Linked DNA regions of Homo sapiens: region 1 is linked to region 2. The links are chromatin loops, found by intact Hi-C in ENCODE. Cell type or tissue: GM12878. All regions are shown on one strand.

Evidence for each region. A loop is a pair of places that touch in the nucleus more often than their neighbours do. Peaks named below come from ENCODE experiments on the same cell type or tissue, not always from the same donor. Only the 100,000 strongest peaks of a DNase experiment are listed, where the experiment ranks them.
Region 1: a loop joins it to region 2, with 2.0 times the contacts of the local background. A loop is called at or near these places in 3 of 110 quality-filtered maps.

Annotation. Positions count from the first base shown.
Region 1 is chr2:168,488,154-168,493,153 of GRCh38, forward strand. All of the region lies in intron 1 of CERS6 (ceramide synthase 6), which reads left to right. Among named protein-coding and RNA genes, the nearest start is that of CERS6, 34 kb to the left of the region's middle. RefSeq lists an enhancer at 2,033-2,422. In GM12878, no CTCF peak of the experiment used is centred here; DNase peaks (open chromatin) are centred at 2,048, 2,498 and 3,002; H3K4me3 peaks cover 2,252 bases; H3K27ac peaks cover 3,413 bases.
Region 2 is chr2:168,550,415-168,555,414 of GRCh38, forward strand. The region is part of intron 2 of CERS6 (ceramide synthase 6); the gene reads left to right. Among named protein-coding and RNA genes, the nearest start is that of MIR4774, 30 kb to the right of the region's middle. RefSeq lists enhancers at 1-331, 332-902. In GM12878, no CTCF peak of the experiment used is centred here; a DNase peak (open chromatin) is centred at 2,157; H3K27ac peaks cover 700 bases.

The sequences.
Region 1 (5,000 bases), 62 kb before region 2:
AACTGTTGCATTATATTGTCTTAGATGGTAAGTTCATAAAGTGAAGGGATATGTTGATATATTTTATAAATTGTTGATGAACACAGCTTAATACTCTGGTAATGTTTTTCTGAGTAAAGAAGGAATAGCCACTATGTATAAATATGTTAGCATAGAGGAATGAAAAATTGGGAAAAACAAGAATAGGATTTTGGATGAAATTAATATAGCCAATCTATATATTAATGTATTAATAGATTTATTTTGATTATTATATGACGTAGTTTCTTCATCCTTTACTTTTAATCTGTGTAGGACTTGTATTTAAAATGGGTTTCTTGTAGGCAGCATATAGTTGGTTCTTGTAATTTTGAAAAATCTTTTTTCATGGGTGTGTTTAGATCATTTTTGTTTAATATAGTTAGTGACATGATTGGATTTAGACACACCATTTTGTTATTTGTTTTCCGTGTATTCCCTCAGTTATTTGTTTCTTCCCCCTTTTTCTGTCTTTTGGGTTATTTGAATCTTTTTAGCATTCCCTCTTAATATTCCATATTAGCTATTTTGCTATCTTTAAAAAAATTTTTTTTTGGTGAATGCTCTGGGAGTTATAATATAATACACCAAAACTTTCACACTCTACTCAAGAGTTAATGTTATATTCTTTAAGTAAAATGTAGACTCTTTATGATAGAGTTTCCTTTATCCTTCCCCACTTACCTGTAGGTTATAATCATGATGTATATTACATCTACATACATTGAAACCCCACCAGTGTTACACATTTTGCTTTCAGCAATCATATAAATTTTAAAGAACTTAAGGGAAAGTAGTCTTCTATATTTACCGAGATATTTATTATTTCTGTTTTTTGTGAAGATTCCAATTTCTTTCTGAGGTTATTTCCCTTAAGCCTGAAGCACGCTCCTTAGCTTTTTGTAGAGCAAGTCTGCTGAAAATGAATACTTTTAATTTTCCTCCATCTAAAAATACCATTATTTAGCTTTCTTTCCTGAAGGATGTTATTGATGGATATGGAATTTTAGGTTGGTGGATTTTTTTCCTTCAGCATTTTAAAGATGTTTTTCTATTGATTTCTTGCCTGCTTGGTTTATGATGTGAAGTTTTCAGTAATTCAAACCATTCTTCCTCTGTAATAATGTGTAACTTTAGCCATTGTGAATACTTTATTTTTGCTTTTAAGCAGTTGACTAAGTGTGACTATTTTTGAGCTTATTCTGTTTGGGGTTTGTGAACTTCTTGCATTTGTAAATTTGTGTCTTTTAATGAGTGGGAAGTTTTGGGCTATTATTTCTTCAAATAGTTTCTCCACCAATTTTTTTTTTTTTTTTTCTGGAAAACCAGTGACATGAATGCTAGAACTTTGTGATATTTTCCTGCAGGTCTTTGAGGCTCAGCTCATTTGTCTCAACAAATTTTTTTTTCTTTGTTCCTCATATTGGATCATTTCACTGACTCTTCAAGTTCACTTACTCTTTCTTCGGTTATATATATATTTTGACTTGAGCTATCCCATGAATTTATTTCAGATATTATATTTTTATTTCCACAATATGCACTTGTTTTTCTAGTTTTAATTTTTCTGTTGAGAACTTCTGTCTTTCCATTCATTCCATATCACCATGGAGGATATTTATAATATTTGTCCTTTGGGTTTCTCAGAGTTGGAATCTGATTGCTTTTTTCCCTAAGAACTGATCATATTTTCCTAGTTCTTCGTATGTGGAATGATGTTGGATTGTATCCTGGACATTGTGTATGTTATGTGGTATAGATTCTGGGTCCTGTTCTAATCTTCTAAATAATGTTGATCTTTTAAAATTTCTTTTAGCAGGCAATAAACCCAGCTAGATTCAGGTTATATTTCTGTCTCACCTTCTTGTGGCAAGTGGTACTAATCTCAGTTCAGGTTTCAAAGCCTTTGTGATGCAACTCTGGGTCTGTCCCGTGTGTGCCTCTCAGGGGCAGTGGTTTCTAGACTTAGTTCAGTTCTTATAGCTGTTGCTATACTGTTCTAGATCTGTGTCATGCATGCACAGCTTAGGGTGAAGCCAGGAATTGTGCTGATTCATGTTCAGAATTAGGGGATTCGCTTCTCCATTTTCTTTCTCTCCGTGATTCCCCCATCCTCTTTGGCCTGTGAGGGCTCCTTTTCCAGGTTCCTGTGGTCATAAAGACTGGGTTTCCTGGAGTATGAGTGGCTCAGGCTGCTGTCCTGCTGCTCTGCTGTATAGTGGGGCTCTGTGACTGGGTCCTGCTCCAGGACATAGCTGCCAGAATAAAAGAAAAAACAAAACCAAACAAAACAAAACTGGAAACTCATCTCCTTGTAGATCATTTCTTTACATTTGACTCCTCCAGAATTCACCTTGTTAACATTTCAGTCCTCAGTTGTTGCTCTTTGTATTATTTTGGTAGCTGTTGAGTATCGAGCACATGCTTCTGCTAAGTTTACAGGATATGACTTTTCTCACTCAGGTCACAACCCATACTTCCCTTTGTTGCTCATCTCTGTCCCAGGCACTCAGCTCTTTTTGTGGCCAGAGCTTTTAGTTTTAAAAAGCGAGAGAGAGAGAGAGGCTCTACTGGGCTTACTATCAGAGAGGAACTGGGGCTCCCTGCTTTTCTTTTGTTTCTGCTTTACAAAGTACGTCTATACCTCAAAGGAGAGAATATATGATGATAGTGTGTATAATGTCAACAGACCTTCCCCGCAGAGTTTGCAAAGAAGATCCATATTTTGCTACCAAGTGACACTTTGACATCGGGCTAACTTAAAACAGCAATTTTCTTCTTTTCACTGTTTTGTGAGATGTACTTTGTATTCATACTTTGGGGAGGCAGGTAACATTTTCTGAGGGGAAAAACGAAAGTCCCAAAAGAACTGGGAAGCCTAGAAGCAAGGAGTGCCAAAGAGGTGAGGGAAGAGCCTCATTGTCTGCAGGCAGTTGACAGTCACGCTGAGGATGGAGTCTGTGACCTGGCTCCAGCAAACTGCCATTGTCAGCTTCTCTTTCCAAATGACTGTTTGAAAGAAAACAGGGTTACCACATCTGCAAAAGAAGAATATGAGGAAGGAAAGAGGATTAGGTTAAAAATACTTAAAACTAAGGAGTGCTTCTTCCTTTGTTCATATAGGGCTTTGCGCCCATGTTTGGCTGTTTTTCATTAAAAGCAGTCTTAGTTTTTACTTTGAACTTAATCATTTCCAAGTGACAGTCTTGGCTTCTTTATATTTGACTTTATATTTAGGAGTCAGCAAAACAACTGTAATCCTGCCACTTATCATATTAGTATATTTTCTGTGCTATTTGTTCTTTTCTAATCTTTGTTTTTTTTTCAATAATGAAAGTGATAAATGCTTATTGTAAATACTTTAAACAATAGGAAAGTAGACACAGTAAGAAAGTAGAAACTGACTCCTTAGGGTTAACTATGGAACTATGGTTAATAGTGTTCAAGTTTTCTAGCTTCTCTTTTTTTTAAAAATTATACTTTAAGCTCTGGGATACATGTGCAGAACGTGTAGGTTTGTTACATAGGTATACACGTGCCATGGTGGTTTGCTGCACCCATCAACTCATTAGGTATTTCTCCTAATGCTATCGCCTCCCCTAGCCCCTCACCCCCCAACAGGCCCAGTGTGTGTTTCCCTCCCTGTGTCCATGTGTTCTCATTGTTCAGCTGCCACTTACGAGTGAGAACATGTGGTGTTTGGTTTTCTGTTCCTGTGTTAGTTTGCTGACAATAATGGTTTCCAGCTTCATCCATGTCCCTACAAAGGACATGAACTTATCCTTTTTTATGGCTGCATAGTATTCCATGGTGTATATGTGCCACATTTTCTTTATCCAGTCTATCATTGATGGGCATTTGGGTTGGTTCCAAGTCTTTGCTATTGTGAACAGTGCCGCAGTAAACATACGTGTGCATGTGTCTTGACAGTAGAATGATTTATAATCCTTTGGGTATATACCCAGTAATGGGATTGCTGGGTCAAATGGTATTTCTAGTTCTAGATCCTTGAGGAATTGCCACACTGTCTTCCACAATGGCTGAACTAATTTACATTCCCACCAACAGCGTAAAAGCATTCCTATTCGTCCACATCCTCTCCAGCATCTGTCGTTTCCTGACTTTTTAATGATCACCATTCTAACTGGTGTGAGATGGTATCTCATTGTGGTTTTGATTTGCATTTCTCTAATGACTAGTGATGATGAGCTCTTTTTCATGTTTGTTGGCCACATAAATGTCTTCTTTTGAGAAGTGTCTGTTCATATCCTTTGCCCACTTTTTGATGGGGTTGTTTTTTTCTTGTAAATTTGTGTAAGTTTTTTGTAGATTCTGGATATTAGCCCTTTGTCAGCTGGATAGATTGCAAAAATTTTCTCCCATTCTGTAGGTTGCCTGTTTACTCTGATGATAGTTTATTTTGCAGTGCAGAAGCTCTTCAGTTTAATTAGATCCCATTTGTCGATTTTGGCTTTTGTTGCCATTGCTTTTGGTGTTTTAGTCATGAAGTCTTTGGCCATGCCTATGTCCTGAATGGTATTGCTTAGGCTTTCTTCTAAGATTTTTATGATTTTAGGTCTTACGTTTAAGTTTTCTAGTTTCTTTTATTGGGAGAGGAATATGTAGTTAAAATTATTTTGTATTAAAAAGTTTGTCCTGTCACAGTAACTTTATAGCTTAAGCATTTTCACCATTTTTATACATAATGACTCTAAATGTAATTTTGTTTTAATTTTTAAATTATGTATAGGAAACAATTGAGTGGTATACAATGAGTGTTAAAATTTCCTCTTAATCTTCTTCTTTTTACTTCTCAATGGGATCCATTAGTACTATTACTTGTTTTTAGAATGTATACTTCTGTCATTCTTTGCTCTTTCTCTGAATATGTGAAGATTATTAGAATATAAATTTTTCTCCATTTGTTACAAACTCCTTGCAAACATAATTTTTTATGCTAAATTTCTGTTCTTTTGAAACTG
Region 2 (5,000 bases):
CAATCCTCCTGCCTCAGCCTCCCAAAGTGTTGGGATTATAGCTGTGAGCCACCATGCCTGGTCAAGGTGTTTTTTATTTGTCGTGTAATGTCATGTTCCCTAATGGCATGGGGAGACTCTTGGAGAAAGTGCAGACCCTCACAGGTAGCTGGGGGCCCCACCCTGTGACTTAGTGTGCACATGACCCACCAGCTGCCAGGTTTCCCTTTTCTCCAGCCACTGGCTGACACACTGTACCTTGGTCAGGGGAGCAGAGAAATACAGTCAGGCCTCTCTCCAGGCCCACTGCCCCAACCCATGGGTGATGAAGGACCTTCAAGTGCATTGCAACCTCTATGCCCAGATTCAGGGCTACACAAAAGGCTCAGCCCTACCGAGTCGCCCACCACATGCACTGGGGTAGCTGCCTCCATCCTCTCTGAAACTCGATCCCCCACTCTCTGTGTTTGCACTCGGCCCTCCACTGGGGGCTGAAGGCAGCAGCAGTCACTAGGAAGTGGGGAGACAGGGAGGCTGGTGAGTGCTACAAGCCAGGGGATGAGGAACTGGGCAACCACACACACATTTGGCGGAAGTGGTGGGACTGTGTATGAGCCAAGAATCCAAGCTCCTGGCACATGCTCCTTTGCCCCATTGGACTTCATTATAATAAGCACAAATTCCATGATAAAACTGTTAAGAATTTCAAGATGGTGACTGCAGGGTTTCCAACCCCAAATGTGGACCCTTCTGAATGGGGGTCCCTGTGTGACAGCACAGGTCACATGCCCTATCTGGTTCTCCTTTGTGAAATTATTAATAGCTGAAAAATTTGAACCCTTATATATTCTGTAGCAGTCTTTCCTTTTGAAGTAACACCTGTCTTCCTGTTGCCTGTCTCTCTCTCCTCCCCCATCCCCTGTCTAAAATTTTATAAACACTTTATAGAAACTACTCCTATTGTAAATGTCAATTAGAAGTCTTGGTGTTTGAGCCAGTTACACCTGGATATTTGTGTTGGAACCTCAGCTCTGCTGCGTCCCGTCATTGTGGCCTTGGGTGAGTTTCTTAACGTCCCTAGGCTGCAGATAGCTCATATGTAAAAATCTTTGAATAACCGTCTCACAGGCGTTCATGAGGGTTAAATAATCATGAAGCTCATTTGTAAAAATCTTTGAATAACCATCTCACAGGCGTTCATGAGGGTTAAATAATCATGTAAATCATTCAGTAAATGATATAGCATCTTTTGTCTCATTGGTTCCCATATTTTGATTTGCATTTAAGATTACCTGAGAGTTAAAATGTAGAGTGTTACGTCATGTTTCTATAGATTCTCCTCAACTGTATTGGAATGGGACCAAAAATTCTACAATTACGGATTGTCAGACCCATTCAAATGAACAGAATGATTATTTCTCTTTAGTGAATATTTTTGAGCTCGTGTTTCTTAACTGGTTATGTTGTTTCTTAACTGGTTATATTCAGAATTATCTGGGTAAATATGCTTTTAACTTTTGGGGATTCTCCTACCATATTATTTGTACATACCTATGATACTAACTACCTCACTTTTCTAATCAAATCAGTGCTTAAGCCATGGGGGTGAGAATATATGTCAGGTATAAAGCCAGGTTTTATGATCCAGGGAAATAATAAAATTAACTTTTGGTATGTTAGAGTAAATTTTAAAGTGATAGGCAGATTTCCTACAATTTGTTTTTCCTAATTCTCCTCAATAATCTATTTCCTTTCATTTTTATTTTATACTTTCCTTCTTTGCCTCCCAGTACTGGTTAAGATTAATGTTATTAATATTAACCTAGGTGTTTGTAATATATAAATGTTTATGTGAGTCTCCATTATTCATTTCTTTGCCTGGAAATCTTTCAAAAAAACTTACGGAGAATAATAAGGAAAGAACAATAAGAAACCCCCACCCTACATACAGAGTATACACACACACACACACACACACACACACACACACACACACACTACACACACAAACACAGAGAAAGAAAAAATGAAAGAAAATCTCACAAATGTCTTATTTGGCAAATTAGGAGATGCATATCTCTAGATTTCAAAACATATAAAGGCTACCTAGATTGGGCAGAAACCAAGTATGAGGAAGTGAAAAGCATGAAGTGTGTCTGGAGGGCCGTGTGGGGGTGGGTGTCAGGAAAGCCAGCACAAAAGCACTTCTCAAGAGTTGAGGAGACAAAAGAACCACCCACTGTTTGCAACAATAGGTGCAGGAACAGGTGAGCCAGGCTGGCAAGAGTGGAGGAGGGACACATAAAGCCACGTGGAGGGTATGTTTTCAGGAGTCCATCTCCCTTCATGGCAGCCAGACTGGAAGAGCATCCTTCCTGCTCCCCACACTGGAAGTAGCAGGTCAAGAAAATTCAACTAATTCAAAGATGATTAATAAAGAAGCAACTCACACAATATCAAAGACAATAAAAAGAAAGTATAGCAACTCCTGTTAACAAAATTTTCACTAGAATAATGAGGCTAAAGAGGCAAATGAAAACTGTGATTAAATATTTTACCATAAATTTAAAAAAATGAAGCAGTAACTCTGTGAAGGAAGATCACAGAGGAAATATAAGAACTAAAGAAAGAAATGGTTGGTCAACAAGAGGAGGTGGAATGTGAGCTGGTAGAGTTCAGAGAAAAGTACCAAATCCATCACAGAAAAAAAGACAAAATTGGGAAGAAGGCAGGAAACACTAGTCACTGCAGAAAACTCAGCAAAGAATATGGAAGATAGAAAGAATAAAACTGAATTAAATGAAAGAAACCAAAAAGAGCTACAAAATGGATATATAGGCCAAGCAGATCCAGCATCTCTGTAATAGGAATCCCTTAAGGAAAAGCAAAATAAAACAATGAATTAAAACAACTTCTGAGATATAATTCAAGATTTTTTCCTAAGATAAATGGAGGTTTATTTTAATATGTTAATAAAAATATAGTGAAAATGGGCCCAGAAAGTTCAACACTAAAACTTAACATTGTTAAAGTTGCTGGACTTGATAAGTAAAGAAATACTTCACTGAGCAGCTGGGCAAAAAATCAGATCTCTTTTTTTAGGGAAAATGTTATGTGATTGTAGGCCTTTCTATAATAACATTTTCAATATTCCCAAGGAAAATGTGAACTAAGAATTTTATATCTAGCCAAATTGTTTTTACTCTGTAAAGGTTATAGACATCATGTTAGACATCTTTGAACATGAAAAAATTTAGGGATATTATTCCATGAGTCTTTCTTGAGGAGACTCTATTAAATCATTAATTTTAGCTGACCAAGAGATCACTTGGAATGTTTGTAAGTTTTGAATATATTTAAACTGTAGTACTAAGAAAGAAATCTAAGGAATGGTGACAGACAGAATGTTAATGTTCTAGGTTCTCACAGTGTAGAAATGATACAGCAATAACTGAGTAGAAGGGGAAGAAGGTGGGAGGCAGAATCAGTTCACTGATTGCATGATCTCTAAGAGGGGAGTCAAAGCATATCAGTGAAAGCTGGCAAATCATTACAAGTATACGCATATTTAATAGTACCAGAGTAAATGCTAAGAAAGATAATATTATTGACTATTGTAGTATTGGGTGGTGGAGGAGAAGGAAATAAGGCTACTTTAATAAGGTGGAGGAAATAAGGCTACTTTAAATATTGCTCATTTGAATTATTAGAGATGGAAAAGAAAGAGTCATATGGATAACCACTAGAACAAAAATTACTCCCAAAAGGAAAAAAAAAATGTAGTGAAATGTTTTTTAAAATCATCAAAATGGAAAGTAGAACATAATTAGAAAGAATAAACTTATAATCATATTAATACACATAAATGGACTTAATTCATCTAATAAAAACTAATTCAGGCTTTGGTTATTGGTATGGGTCGAATTATTTTCTTCCCCAAAATGTATACATTGAAGTCTTGATCCCTAGTACCTCAGAATGTAACCTTATTTGGAGATAGGATCTTTACAAAGGTAAATTAGTCAAAATGGGATTATTATGGTGGGTCCTAATCCAATATGCCGGGTGTCCATATACAAACGGGACAATTGGACACAGAGATAGGCATGAGGGAAGATGCTGTGAAGAAACACAGGGAAAAGACAGCCATCTGCAAGCCAAGGAGAGAGGCCTGGTACAGATTTTTACCTCACATCCTTCAGAAGGAGCAAACCATTCAACACCTTCATCTGGGACTTAACAGCCTCCAGAACCATGAGACTATACACTTCTGTTGTTCAGGGAACTTTGTTACAGCAGCCATAGAAAAACAATGCAGTCATGAAAAAAGTATGTGAGGAGCACCTTAAGACAAAGTAGTAATAAATGTTGAAAATAAGAGCATAGGTGAAGGTATACAGGCACGTATAAATAACAAAGTAGGATTTCTAAAAGCATTAAATGAAAGGAAGAATTGACTTTTTATTGTCAGAGGATACAATTCATGATGAAGATAAAATAGTTATGAATCATATATGTATTAAATATTAGTGTGTCTGTATATTCATAAAAAGGAATTGAAGAAAAAATGGAAACACAATAGAAAGAAATTCTGATTTACCTCTGAGGCGTGATAGAGTCAGTGAGAAAATATAAAATAGAATATAGAAATTCTAAGGAGCATAATTAGGAAGATCTAAGGGGGTACATTTATAATCCTATATTCTGAATGTAGAGACTGTACTTTCTTTTCAAGTAGCTATTAAATACTTACAAAAATTGATGCTGTATTATGTTAAAAAACTATAATTTTTAAAAATTAGGCACGATTTAATACCAGAAATTAGAAAACAGAAAAATCAGAAAACAAAACCTCTTCCTCCTGAAAATTTATAAATACTGTCTTATTAACTCTTGGGTAAAATTGAAATTTCAGAATATTTAGAAAACATTGGTAATGAAAGTACTACCTTTATGTGCTATGCTGCAAAAGTGCTCATTGAAAACTCATACAGATATGAAAAAAATAGCCATTTGGTTAA